2 separate regions of the Homo sapiens genome follow, and region 1 is linked to region 2. The links are chromatin contacts, found by Hi-C or POLR2A ChIA-PET in ENCODE. All regions are on one chromosome and are shown on one strand. The core of a region is the stretch at or near the end of the contact, and the rest is flanking DNA. Distances in the headings are between cores, read along the strand shown.

Evidence for each region. Hi-C counts contacts between places; a loop is a spot of excess contacts on that map. ChIA-PET counts read pairs that join two places held with the same protein, here RNA polymerase II (POLR2A). Pooled maps may share reads with other maps.
Region 1: a loop to region 2 is called in a pooled map, with 2.5 times the contacts of the local background. The contact joins two enhancer-like sites. A Hi-C loop is called at or near these places in 2 of 168 maps with a recorded cell type or tissue (GM12878 and gastrocnemius medialis), 1 of 37 single-sample maps with no recorded cell type and 3 of 50 pooled maps. POLR2A ChIA-PET finds 5 or more read pairs at or near these places in 2 of 52 experiments (GM10248 and GM12878).

What each region holds. Positions count from the first base shown.
Region 1 is chr5:35,242,449-35,249,617 of GRCh38, reverse strand. No RefSeq gene overlaps it. Among named protein-coding and RNA genes, the nearest start is that of PRLR, 16 kb to the right of the region's middle. Within about 2 kb of position 2,042, at least 12 of the 41 ENCODE cell types and tissues checked have a DNase peak (open chromatin) inside an H3K27ac peak, as active enhancers do.
Region 2 is chr5:35,210,943-35,218,116 of GRCh38, reverse strand. All of the region lies in intron 1 of PRLR (prolactin receptor), which reads left to right. Among named protein-coding and RNA genes, the nearest start is that of PRLR, 16 kb to the left of the region's middle. Within about 2 kb of position 5,841, at least 5 of the 41 ENCODE cell types and tissues checked have a DNase peak (open chromatin) inside an H3K27ac peak, as active enhancers do.

The DNA.
Region 1 (7,169 bases), core at 793-3,292, 35 kb before region 2:
ACAGCCAGAGGCAATCTTTCTGAGTGAAGCAAGCTCAAGGATAAAAGTTACTTTCTCTCTGGCAATTAGAATCTCTCCATGTGTCCTCTTAGAAATGTGGAGCTTTTTCCAGTTTCACTTTTGTTTTTCCCACTTTTAATAGTCATCTGGGCACAGAAAAATATTTTTCTAGTCTAAGAAAAACAACAATACAAGTAAAATAACAAAGCAACTGACATGTGGCTTCAGGGTAGAGAAATAATGAGAGGAGCCTGGGGTGAACTCTCTCTCTAAGAGAATGGAGAGGGCAGGCACCACTTCATAGAGAAGCCACAGGATAGCATAAATAGATTGCTGACAGGCGAGAATGTGAGTCCCATGGCGACTGCTATGGTCTGAATGTGGGTATCCCCCCACCAGATTCATAGGTTAGAACCTAACACTCAATGTGACAATATCAAGTGGTGGGGCCTTTGAAATGTGATTAAGTCATACAGATCCACCCTCATAATTAGGATTAGCATCCTTATAAAAGAGGCTTAAAGGAGCACCCTTGCTCCTTCTGCCATGTGAGATCACAGCAATAAGTCACCAGCCCCTACCAGACACTGAATTTGCTGATACTTGGTTTTGGACTTCCCAGCCTCCAGAATTGTGAGCAATCAGTTTCTTTTTGTTTGCTTGTTTGTTTTTGAGATGGAATCTCACTCTGTTGCCCACACTGGAGTGCCATGGTGTGACCTCGGCTCACTGCAATCTCCACCTTCCCAGTTCAAGTGATTCTTCTGCCTCAGCCTCCTGAGTAGCTGGGATTACATGCACCCACCACCACGCCTGGCTAATTTTTGTATCTTTAGTAGATACGGGGTTTTGCCACATTGGCCAGGCTGGTCTCGAACTCCTAGCCTCAGCTGATCCACCTGCCTCAGCCTCCCAAAGTGCTGGGATTACAGGCGTGAGCCACCACACCCAGGCAATAAGTTTCTATTATTTATAATTTACCCAATCCAAGGCATTTTGTTATAGCAGCATGAACAGACAGACAGCGACAAACATGGATTTTCAAGAAGAGCTGCAGATACAGATTTTATAGTAAAATCTCTTAATTTTAAAATTTTGACCCAAACAATTTTGGACCAAAAAAAAAAAAAAAAAAGGAAAAGTCCATGAGCTTCATTCAACTTCAGTGCTATAGCTGCCATTTATATAGCCTTTGCTTTATATATAAATGAAAACATTATAAGTTGAAATATGTGATTGGCTTAAATTGCAATAGAAGGGTTAAAAGTTAACATTACGAAAAATATGAATTCCTAGAAGATTTGTGTAGTTGAAGATGGTTGTTCTCTCCTTTTAAGAAATGTGTTCATGAAAAGGAGAAACAGCAGGATAATTTTGAGACCAGCCCGACTTCACATTAGACGTGCAATATCCCCTGATGATCAGAACTCATTGCCTTTTGAATTCAGGAAGGGCATAAGTCAACTGACTCAAGCAAAGAAATAAATTTGCGTTGGCCTAGAAGCATTAAATAGCTTAAACCAGTTTAAATGTTGCATCATATAAGACATATTCTACAACTACAGGAAAATAAATCAGTATATCCCAAATACACTTGAAGGTGGGTCTGATGGATCTCCGTGGACAGCGCAAAGGTCCTCCATACCATATAAACAATGAGAGACGTTGTGTGCCTTTCGGTCTGAATGGAGCATGGTGTGTTTCTCTTGGCACCACATCCTCCCCATGCAAGAAGCCCTGGCACACAGGATTTCTGTGAATCACCTGATCTGCCCTTGCATTATTAGTCAGCAGGAGGCAAAAGATATGGTAAAGAGGCCAAGGGGAAAATCATCCTTCCGTTTAACTCATTAATGTGTTTCTCTCATTGGAAATGTCAAGGTAGAAATTAGCTTAAACCTCCCTGTTTCTACCGTATGGAGCAAAAGTTAGTTTCATGATTTCAGCCAATAAAGGAAGTCCACAGGTCTGGAAGAGGGCCTGAGAAGGGCCAGGAGGCGATGCAGGCCATGGTTTCTTTGGCAGGAACTGACAAGGCGCCCAGCCTGCCAAGTCTCCAGGCAGCTGCTCTGCTACTCTCAGCCCTGCTGGTGGCTTTTCTTCCTCCATAAGGAAGCAATTTTTCCAGCACACTGTATGTTAGCCAGAGAAAGTCTACCTTCCCATTAAATTTTTTTAAAAAGAAAGAACAGTGGATGAAAGGTTAATTCCCTAGCTTTTGTCTTATCGTTTTCAGTTTCTAGTTAGGTCACCAGCAATGCTAATGGTTTATTCAGAGGGTGTGAGTGACAAGGTTTTATTGCCTCCGAAAGCACTTCTACTCCCTCTGCCTCCTGTCACCCACTGCCCACTACCCCACCCCAACCACATGCTAAGGAACAAGGGAAATTCTGGGGATGGATGGCTGGAATAAAAGAAGATGGGACTGAGGGCCCCTGTATGTGGTGACCCGAGTCTGCATTCCTGACCTAAAAAGAGGCCAACCAAAAGGAGCAAGGGCAGCAGGCTGCAGCTAAATAAGAAAGATAAACACATTTGTTCCTCTGCTCTTCCTCCTCCCCTCCCCTTCTTTCTTCCTCTCCCCTCCTTTTGCCTCCCTTCCCCTCCCCTTCCCCCATTTCCTTCTTTCTCTACTCATGAACATTGAAGATTAATGGATTTGTAATACCGGAGAGAAAGGAGCATTTGAGGAGTATATATTCACTTCACAAACGGCCCATTCTGGCCCTTTTGGTCCCTATGAACTGGGTTTCCAAGGTGTCTCTGATTCCTTTTTTGCCTAAAGAAGACCCTAACCCTAGCCCCAGCCCACCTTGAGATGGCATTAAATGGAGCTCCCCTGTGCCTCTGGTCCTGGCTGGAAATGTGTTCCACAAAACCCCCAAACATTTCCTTGTGACATGAATGAGCAGAACACTGCTGTGACTTCATGGACTTTATTATTACCAGCAACTCCTCCTTTGGCTTCAGAAAGGACTGCCGGTTTACAGAGCAAACCTGCACAACACCCTGTAGATGGCAATATAGGAGGCATTGTTCTCTCAGAAGCATGGCCCTGAGGCTGGAAAATGCCTTCCACCTGTTTTGTTTTTCTGTGTAGGAAGTGTAAGAGAAGGGAGCAAATGACAAGCAAGAAGCGTGGCTGGCTCTGAGCAGGTTCTTGCTCTTAATCTGAATTTTAAAAGTGGAATTAAACAATAATAAAGATAATGCTTTAGAAAATCTCTTTAATGGGACATGACCCCATCATGTCAATTTTTTTTTAATGACTGTATTGAGGGCAGTGCAAGCTAGGCAAGCCCTGGGAAGACTGTGTTTTGTGCTCAGATGCAGATAGCGAAGCCAGCTCAACTCTGATGCACAGAACACGGGCACACTGGCAAGCAGATGCTATGACTGAAGCCATATTGGTAGCCAGGCCAATCTCTCAGCCACCCATAGAACAGCAGATACTCACGGGTTTGCAACTTGGCTTTTTGGATGTATACAAAGGATCTGCTTTCCTTTGGCTCAGGAGACCTAACTGGAGGCCTCTATTCCATAAAATAAATTTCCAATGTCTGTCATTTGCTAGACAGCCAGAAGAGCTATGATGTCATGAGGCCTGTTTTGCCTGGGCCGTTTTGTGACCTGGGAACAGCCTTCACTTCTCCGGGCCTTGATCTCCTTGTCTCTAAAAGGAGCAAATTGATCAATGGTGGTCAAGTATCACAACCTAGAGTGAAAAACACATTTTACTTTAGGACTCAAAATAGATATAACATGTATATTTTTATTTAATTTAATAATTATAATATGCATATTGGCCAGGCACGGTGGCTCACACCTGTAATCCCAGCACTTTGGGAGGCCAAGGCGGGCAGATCATGAGGTCAGGAGATTGAGACCATCCTGGCCAACATGGTGAAACTCCGTCTCTACTAAAAATACAAAAAATTAGCTGGGCATGGTGGCAGGCGCCTGTAGTCCCAGCTACTCAGGAGGCTGACGCAGGAGAATGGCGTGAACCCGGAGGGTGGAGCTTTCAGTGAGCCGAAATCGCGCCACTGCAATCCAGCCTGGGCAATAGAATGAGACTCTGACTCAAAAAAAAGAAAAATGCATATTAAGTAACTGCAGTGAAATATTTTTTACAATAGTATTACCCTTACCACCTGCGGTATACTCTGATTTTTTTATGTTTCTCTATCTGTTTAATGCTGGTCAGGAGCCATTAAATTAATTTTATGACCTGTTGGATGGATCACAACTCACAGCTTAAAATCTCTCATTTACATCTTTCATTCATTCATTCATTCATTCAGCAAACATTTATTAAACACCAACATGTACCAGGTCACCATTCTAAGTTCAGGAGTGAGCTAAATGGGCAAAAATATCTGTCTCATAAAGCTTACATTCTGGAAGTATGTATATATGATATAAATATGTCATATATATACACACACATATATAGATATAAATAGTAAGCTATATAGTATATCAGATGATATAGCAGATATTGTCAGTGCTCCACCCACATCCTTGGACCTCAGCATTCTGGTACACTCCCTGATATTCCAGGGATCAGCATCTACATCAGGTCTTAGGTCTTTTTCCAAAGTTACAGAAGGCTTATTTGCCCACCTTGAGGAGAAGTGCCATGAAATCAATACTCCACTCCCAAAGAGCCCACAATCTATGACTAATGGAAGCTGGCATGTAAATATCCCAGCTCCTTCTCCATTTGGGTGGAATAACTATAAGGCATCTCCTGAATAAACCACTTACACTTGAAATCCTGGCACAAGATCTACTTCTGGGGAAACTAAAACTGTGAAAGAAGGTGATGAGTGCTATGGCATACAGTAATAGAGAAAGAGGACAGTGAGGGCCATGGGAGGTCATTTTAAATGGGGAGGTCAGGGAAGTCATCACTGAGAGGAAACAAGTGATATTTGAAAAAGGACCTGAAGGAGGTAAGAAAAGAGACGTGTGGATATGAGGGAGAGGAATGTTCCAGGCAACAAGAAGAGCCAGTGCAAGGTTCAGAGGCAAGAGTAACTAGACCAGTGCTATGGACTGAATGTTTGCATCCTCCCAAAATTCTTATGTTGAAGTCCTAATCCCAAAGGTGATGGTATTTGGAGGTTGGTTCTTTGTGTAGTAATTAGGTTTACATGAGGTCATGAGGGCAGAGCCCCCATCATTGTATCAGTGTCTTTATAAGGAGATGAAGGATACCACAGATATCTCTTCCACATGAGGATCCAAGAAGGAAGCTGTCCGACCACACAGAGAGCCCTCACCTACAACATAACCATGCTGGCACCCTGATCTCACAGTCCCAGTCTCCAGAATTATGAGAAATCAATGTTTGTTGGTTAAGCCACTCATTCTATAGTATTCTGTAATAGCAGCCCAAAGTGACTATGAAAACCAGTGGTATAAGCAGGAAAAGATAGATTAGTGGGATAGAAGATGAGAGATATTTGATATTATGACTACACATTAGTGATTGAGGATTGCCACAGCTGGAAACCTGATTCACAAGTACATCTTGCCACTGAAAGTCAAGAAATGTGGTAATGGCAGGCAGAGAAACTGACAGAGATAGCAGTATGCATGCACTGTGTGTGAATATTTCCATAGCCTACCAACGCTTACCTGTGGTTTTATTAAACTAAGCTTTCTGTGTTAATTTCCTGGTTTTCCATTATTAACTAACTCTTATTGCTCCAAGGATATCCTAGCTTTTAGGTTTCCAACCATTTATTGATCTCACCCTTTTAACTTGCTGTTTCTAACATAATACAAGACTTTTGGCATCACTTTCCTCATCTGAAAGATAGCTCTACCAGCTCTGATCACAACTGACACCATCATGTCTGTTTGGAAAAGAAGTGAACTATTCCCCTTGCTGGGATCAGGACAGCAGTAAGAGTGGTAAGGAGACTGAGAAATAACTTTTAGGCTGTCACAGGGAGAAGAGGAATCTCTCTGCTTTTCTAGAGTCACATTTTAAAGAAGAGAATACCTTCTACGCTAATCCAAACAAAGAGCCTGTTTTGGCTTGAATTATTTCAGTTATGAAGACTCACTGTTTTGCAAAATGGTGATTTTCATTCCCAAGTTCCATTGATTATAGAATTTCTTCATTGTTTTGTCTTCTTCAATGTTTTACAGTTTTCAGTGTACAGATCTTTCACCTCTTTGGTTACATTTATTCTCAAGTATTTTTTGCTAGGCTATAGTAAACAAGATTGTTTCCTTGATTTATTTTTCAGATAATTCATTACTAATGTATAGAAACACTACGGATTATTTCCAGTATTTTGAATTAAACTTCAACGAACTTTCCAAGCAACTCAGAAGAAACATCTCTTTTGTGCAACAATCCTTTATACGACTGAAGAACACCAGCCTACTTTGCCTTCTTTTTTCTGCATCAGATGATCCTCAGGTCTACAGAATGTTCTGCATGTGATGAGATTCCAGCACTTGGACATCACTTAGATGATTGGCTTGTCAGCAACAGTATGAACCAGAAAGGTAAGAGCATGATTCATACAGTTCTAAGTGCTTTTAATGTCAATTACCTCATCTTACACTTGAAGCAGTCCTACGAAGTAGGTACATTTATGATTCCCATTTTACACTTAAGGACAATATAAAACACAAAGGTCAGTAATTTGTCTAAGACACATAACCAGTAAGTAGTGGAAGCAGACACTCAGTGGCTAGTCTGTCTGCAGCGCTCCTGCTACTCACTACCACTCCACTCTGCCACCTCTGCTCTAGCAAACCCATGGCTCGTTGGTGTCAGTCCAGACAAGACTCAGTCCTTCTGGGTCCCAGTCCAGTGCTTTTTTCCTCCATATCACATTATCTTGAGTGCAGATAAAATGTCCTTGGGAGAAAAGAGAGGGAGCTTAGGGAGAGAGAAGTAGGAGGAACAGAGTTCCCACATCTAAATCCCAGAAGAACTATTGAGCTTTTGCTTCTGTCACTAAAAATAACCTTCCCTATTTGTAAGTTCAGTTAGAAAAATAAACAGTGGCAAAGACATCAAAACAGTCTTACTCTAGAAAAGACTCTGGGATTCTCCCTAATTCCCACACCTCAGGCACCAGTGAAAACAAAGCTCAGTGAAGTCTTCACCTTGAAGCCAGAAGGAAGCAATCGCCTCC
Region 2 (7,174 bases), core at 4,592-7,091:
TGAATTAAAGTTTGAAAGCTATTTCAAATCTTTGCATATTCTCCAAATAACTCAGAATCCTACAAAAAGCTAAATATTTAAAAAAATTTATCTTCAAACCAATAATGTAAGTTTCTTCTTTATTGGGATGATTTTGGTTAAATATTTAGCAGAAAGTAAGGGTGAATATATATTTGATATAGGTATGTCCTAAGCTAAAATCAAGTCATTTAAAGATCAGAGCAATTAATGGCAGTTATGTGATCACAGGAATCAGTCTATCTCCTCCCTCAGGGTTTGATTCAATGAGTTTTATTTTTCTCTTAGCAACTTTTCTTATTTTACTTTTCAAAGGACATCATTGAAACCATAATAGTGTTCATATCTGTGACTTTTAAATTTTTATTTATTTTTATGCATGGTTTAAAATTCATTTAGTTCATTTAAAATTCAAAGATATAAAAGAGCATTCATAAAAATGTCCCCCTCTCCTGTCCTCCAGCCTTTACAAAAATATACCATATATATTAATATGGGCTAAATACCCTTTTAAAGTTATCTCACACGCAAGATGCTATGACTGTGTGAAGCCGGAGCCTACAGACTATTGCTGATCCCCCAGTAGTAGTAGCAGTGACTCTTTAGTGGCCCTGGAGCTTCCTTTCTAAACTCAAGTGTATATTTAATGTGGCTATTTAGGGATGAACAGCAGTATTTTCAGAGAAAAGTATAAAAGAACAGATGAAATCACACAAGATGCACACATCTGGGTATTGGTGGGCATGTACTTTCAGCAGTGAGTTTACAAATAATCTAGACAGAGTTAAGTATCAGGTTTAAGAGTCCTAGGATCTAAGCCTGCATGGGTTCAGTCTTCTGCAGGAACTTGGGAATGTTGGGGTTCACTTAGGCCCCCAGTGTTGGCATGTACACCCACTTTCAGGAGGCTGGAGGTATAAGTTCCTCTCTGCATTTGTCTCAGGTCATCACAGGCCTCAGAAGTTTCTCAACAGAAAAGGATTGCATGGGTTGGATGTCCAGAAGGATACGTGGAGTTAAACATCAGTCAGTGGAGCTAGAGGCTTGCTAAGACTTGGGAAGAGGATGAGGGAAGGCAAAACCTGTCACCTAAAGGGGAATTCTAGAATGTACTTACTACACTCATGACATTACCCTACCACCTTCATTTATCACCTTGTGTCAAACATAGACTTCTTGGTCAAGACCACTATGCTGTAAGCTACCTGAGGGCAGGACTATGACTTATTCTCCTTTGTTTACCCTGCCCCAGTGCCTAACAGTGTCTTTGGAATTGGAATGTTCAATAAGTGGGTTAAACTTTTGAAACTGAATATTTCAAATAATCACAGATAACAGATGGTTAAAAACCAAGTCCTTCTCAGCCTAACTAGTGCCAAACCAAATCATTGTCCATGTCTCCTAAAGAAATGAAAGTTTTCTAATTACCTATATAGGTCTGGACTCAAAACTATAAGGCAGCACACTGTCTTTGGTGTTGACCTATGTCCCAGGTTGTCCATGGTCATCACACACTAATGACCACTTGTATGTATTTCATCTAGAGGATCACACAGAGTGGTATGCTAGGCCCAAGGAATAAGTTTACCTGCTTATTTCACTTCTCCACTGTCATCCTACTGTGTTTCAGGAAGAATTTCTTTTACCTCTGCTTACTCTACTAAGATGCCCCACATAAGCCCCCAACTCCTTTTCTTGTCCCCCTCCCACTTTGTTGTCTATTTTCTTCTGTCAGACCCCTTCCTCCTCCAAACTGAACCTTCCTGAGAATATACCAAAGAACTCAATAAACCATTCAGCCCACTATAGTTCAATAAATGAGCACTTGGTTCAACCTCAAGTCTCTGTTGGTGGAAATGTCACTGTGATCTAGGTGAGGGAAACATTTTGAGAGCCTGTGGGAACCTCCAATAGCACCTTATAGTAGCTTCTTCTGGTGCCTGTGTAATACTACAATTTCCAGAAGCCTTGTTGATATCCAGCTAAGTGAAAAGAAAGTCCTCAGTTCCAGAGTTCTTACTTCTATTTCTTTTTTTTTTCTTTTCCCTTTTGTTTTTTTTTGAGACAGAGTCTTTTTCTGTCACCCAGGCTGCAGTGCAGTGGCGCAATCTCGGCTCACTGCAACCTCTGCCTCCTGCGTTCAAGCGATTCTCTTGCCTCAGCCTCCTGAGTAGCTGGAACAGATGTGCGTCACCAAGCCCAGCTAATTTTTTTTTTTTTTTTTTTTTTTTTAGTAGAGACAGGATTTCACCATGTTGACCAAGCTGGTCTCGAACTCCTGCCTATCCACCTGCCTCAGCCTCCCAAAGTGCTGCAATTACAGGCATGCGCCACCGTGCCCGGCCCTTACTTCTATTTCTAAATAGCAATGGATTCCACTCTTCCAAGGACCCAGAACTTGCCCTAGGGGTGAGGGTCTTTTGTACATCTTGCAACTGAGAACTTTTGCTAGAATCAGACAGACAACATAGATCTCAGCTCTAATTTTCCAGGAGTGAAGCTGTGGAGCAAGTGAGTTACCTCTCTGTCTCACTTTTTCATCTGTACAATGAGGCTACTAAAACATACATTCCAGGGTTGCTGGGAGAAAAAGACAAGACAAGGTATGTACAACACTTGGCACCAAGGAAGCACACAATTCATGGGAGTAATTACTATCATCCTCACCAAGAGTTCATGATTTACTGGGGGACACCAACACATGTACAGTCAACAGGGTAAAATGCTAAGGATGTGGGGCAAGTGTTGAGTCTGAGCTCAGTAGAAATTTATGAGCCTCAAAGGCCCTAAAACATCCTTGACCACTCAGTTCTATTTCACACCCTTCTTGTACTTCACCAACAAACCAGCAACATGCTTCTGGTTGGCAGCCCTTATAAAAGAATTTACCTTCTATAGTCAAGTCCAAAGCTCTTAACTGCTTACCACATGACAGCCAATAAGACAAGATATTGGGGCAAGGAAGATGACTTTTTTTCAGGGAGCCAGCAATCCTAGAAGATGGCAGACTGATGTACTAAAGAACCATCTTAAGTTGATAGATTGTTAGGCTCCTTTTATGTTAGGGGAAGGGGGAATAGGTAGGGGGTTAAGGTCCACAGTTGACTGGTGACCACAGGCATCTGGGCATCAGCAGGGATCTAGGAGGTTGCAAAACTTCTTTGTTCATGGTCAACTATTTTCCAGATTGACCTTGTTTCTATAAATTTTTAAGATGGCATTGTTATTTGTGTGCATACTTTCTAATCTCCTCAGGGGTCTGTTTCAAAAGAGAGATGGTCATTAGTTCTGAAGTTAAACTATAATCTAAATTCTTTCCATCATTAGCTTGGCCTATGTATAGGAATGAGCAAAGGCAGTTAGCCTGTGAGGTTAGAAGCAAGATGGAGTCAGCTATGTGATATTTCTCCCACTGTTACACATCTCTGAATACAAGAGGAATACATTTCTTCTTTTTGCTGTGTTTGCTTCAAGCCTGTACCACTGAGAAATTGGGTGATCCAGGGAAGTTTTACTTCTCTTGAACCTCAGGCTCTATCTTTGTAACAATGGAGAAATCAATGCCTGCATTCTAGGCCCTTTTGAGGGTGGAGGAAGACAATGGTTGAGAAACTTCTCATCTATAGTTGATCCTCAATGCGTTTGCCCCTTTTCCTGTGGCACTGCTTTGTATTTGGATGGTTCGAGCAGTGCGTAACACATGGAGGAAAGGCAATGGAATGATGACAAATAGTTTGTTGATTTGGTGCTTTGTACATTCACCCACAAATGGCACAGTTTCAGGGCCACTGTCCTTGCCAAATACTATCTGAAGAGCTAGGTTATGAGCCTTTGGAACCCAGATCTGATAAGCATGGAGGAAAACTCCTCAAGGGAGATGAAGCTAGGAGATTAGCAGAATATACTTTCTCCATTTGTCCCACATTTGATGCCAGCAGGCAAACCAGAGCCAGCTGGGCAGTGTACAATTCCCAGAAATAAGGAAAGGGTAGAAGCACCTGTTTTTCCTCTAGCAAAACCAAGGCAAATGGAAAAGCTCAGAAATATATCAGCACCATTAGCAAGAGGCACAACGGGGAAGGCTGGAAATGTGCTGAGGAAAATCACATTGCCGGTCAACGCATAGCTACCTGCTGGAGAAGAGAGTCTGCAGACACACCTCAGCCTGGACAAAGGCCTCCAGGACCGGGAGCTGTGCTCTGCAGGAACTGGGCCCCAGGCACTGAGGACTGAAAACCAGCCCAACAAAGCATACCTGTTTCCATTTGTGAGAGATGAAATGATATGGGTTTTGTGACTCACTAAACCACTTGGAAGGCCAAACAATTACAAAAGCAAGATGCCTGGCTTCTTCTAGCCACATGGAGGGGCCCTCAGACTTGAGTAGCTGTGTGCCACTTGTCTGGGGTGGCTGCACCAAAAGGAACAGTGAGGTTTAGATGCTTGTTATTGTTCATTGTTCAGTTTTGGTTCTGTCTATTTACTTCTAATTCCTCAAATATTATTGTGATTAGTGGTATAGAAAGGAAACGTTCATTTGTGAGCAAAGTGTGTAATAAGAATTTAATAATGAAATTCCCAGAAAAAAAAACTCAGATAGCTAAAGAAACAGCAGTAACATGAGCTCCAAATATCTTGAGTTGTATTGTTAAGGTGAGAATCCATAATGTAAAGGGAATAATGTAAAGGGAATGCTTTGAAATCAAAGGCATAATCCAAGTGTGATAACCTAAAAGGTTGTGGATTTCTTTTAAAGTAGAAATTACATGTGGCTTTGGGAAATCATCAGCTGAAGCATAAGCTATGCTTATGGATTCTCGCTGTGTTGTCACTAAGACCGATTATATAAAGACTTGGCAAATCCATGTACAAATGTAAAACTTCCCACAATGGTATTTCATGGGGATCTCCTTTTACAAAGTGGTCGTTGATCAGGACATTTTTCACTGATATATTCCTTTGGAAGCAATGAATTTTAGATAGGATATGATTATTGTACAATGTGATAGGTAGCTCTGATTATTCAAGCAGCTAGGGCATTATTCAGTGGCAAAGCATTAAGCTACTCTGGAATCTTTCTTCTGTGTAAGCAGGCAGCTGCTGTTGAGACTTTCTCTTTGTGGGTGAATTTGCCCAACCAATGGCAAGCATTCATTGGGAGTAGGGGAATGACGCTGATCACTGTTAATGACAGTTGAAAATGAAATGCTTTAATGAATCTCATACTTGGACTTGGCTGCTGAGCCAGAGCCCTGTACTTGAAGAGCTTAATTATGATGCCTCAAAATTTAGATCTTGACCCTGAACTGCTATGACTTCCTCCCACCCTCAGTTTTGAGAGAAACTTTAAATTCGCTAGGGGATTCAATGTTTTACATGCTTGGTTATGCAAAATGGGAACAGTAGTGTCCAAACAATGGAATAGGCTTCTATATTATTATTTTCATTTAGGCAGTATAACTGACATGATTACCAAAGTCATGTTATAGTACATGTATACAAATTAATTTCATACCAGGGGACTTCACTGGGGGGAAAAAAGGGAAGTCCCTATTTGTGAAAACTATGATTTTGGTTTCTTTCTGAGTAAAGCACTGCTAATCTCTTTGGTGTACAGGAAAGTATGGTATTATGTTCTAAAAATCAGAAGCCCCAGACCTTAATTTCAACTAATCTGATGACATCATTTTGTACTCAGAGTTTCATTTCCCAACAATTTCATGTTTCTTAGTAGGTGGGGAACCCAGAATTGAAAGGCATCAAAAACAGCTAAATATAACCAAAAACCTGCTAACTCACCAGCTTTCTAAAATTCAGGAAGTATCTTTAACTTGATTGCTGAATCTCCAAAGACATGATGATCAGATGACTGGTTAATGGGTATTTTTTCAGACTCTACATGATTATCAGAAATGGCTGCCCTGGCCAATTGTATACCTACGAAGAGGTATTATGTAGAAGAACTTATATTCATCTACTTAATGTGGACCTCAAATATTAAGGATGTTCCTAATGTGTTCTAGACCGGAGTCAGCAATACTTTTCATAAAGAGCCAGATAGTAAATATTTCTAGGCTTTTTGGGCCATATAGCCTCTGTCACAATTCCTCAACTCTGCTCTTGTCACACAAAAGCAGCCATAGACAATGCATAGGTGAATGAATGTGGCTGTGTTTCAATAAAACTAGACTCTCTTAATGCCAAGTATTTGCTGGAATAACACAAATTAATTTATCCTCAAATCTGTTTAACCTATTAATATGTCAGTCAATATTACATTAATATTTTATGAATCTGGTATCATATTATACATGAATTTATCTGAACATTTGGTTAATTCATGAATATTTACTCAATATTAATACTACATCATGAATCTGTTATCAAGTCATATACAGATTTCTTAAAAAATTTCCCTTATTTAGCGTACTTGTGAATAACATCAATAAGCAAGTATCTTAAGTTAACTATCAGGTTATATAGCAGATCCTCTCCCCCTTTTGTAACTCTTTCTGTTACAAGGGATTTTACATTATTATGGTATTGGGAAGTAAGTCTATTTATCCTGTCCCTATCTGTCTTCGTATTAACCATATTCTGTTATAGCTTTTATCTTTGCAGACAGAATAGTTCAAATCTTCATGATTTGTCCTTAAACAACCCCCACTTCCTCATCCTCTTGAACATTTTATGCCTCCATCACTGTCTCTTCAGGTCTTGTGAGTCCTTGAAGTGCAGTGACTAGGCTGGAACATGGTGTTCCAGGTTGGTCACATCACCTCTTCCTAATGATGCCCCATTGTACCTTTTGACTATAGCAAGGAATAAACAAAGTCAGAAGTGTGAAAGTGGGGGAGAAATTGAGAAAGTGCAGGGGATTTAGGGGAGAGAAAAATGGACTACAGGAAAAGAAAACATTGACTTTTGCAAAGTGCTCTAAACTGGCTACAAATGCATTCCGTAATTCTTTAAACCTTAATTGTAACCGCAGTTAAGCTTTCCGGTGTGTTGGAATAAGAACAAAACTAAAATCCTTCTTTGTATAGAAATTATCCTGCAGTAACTTAGAGCCAATATCTCTAGTTAGGATGAGCGCAGTGGCTCATGCCTGTAGTCCCAGCACTTTGGGAGGCTGAGGCAGGTGGATTGCTTGCAC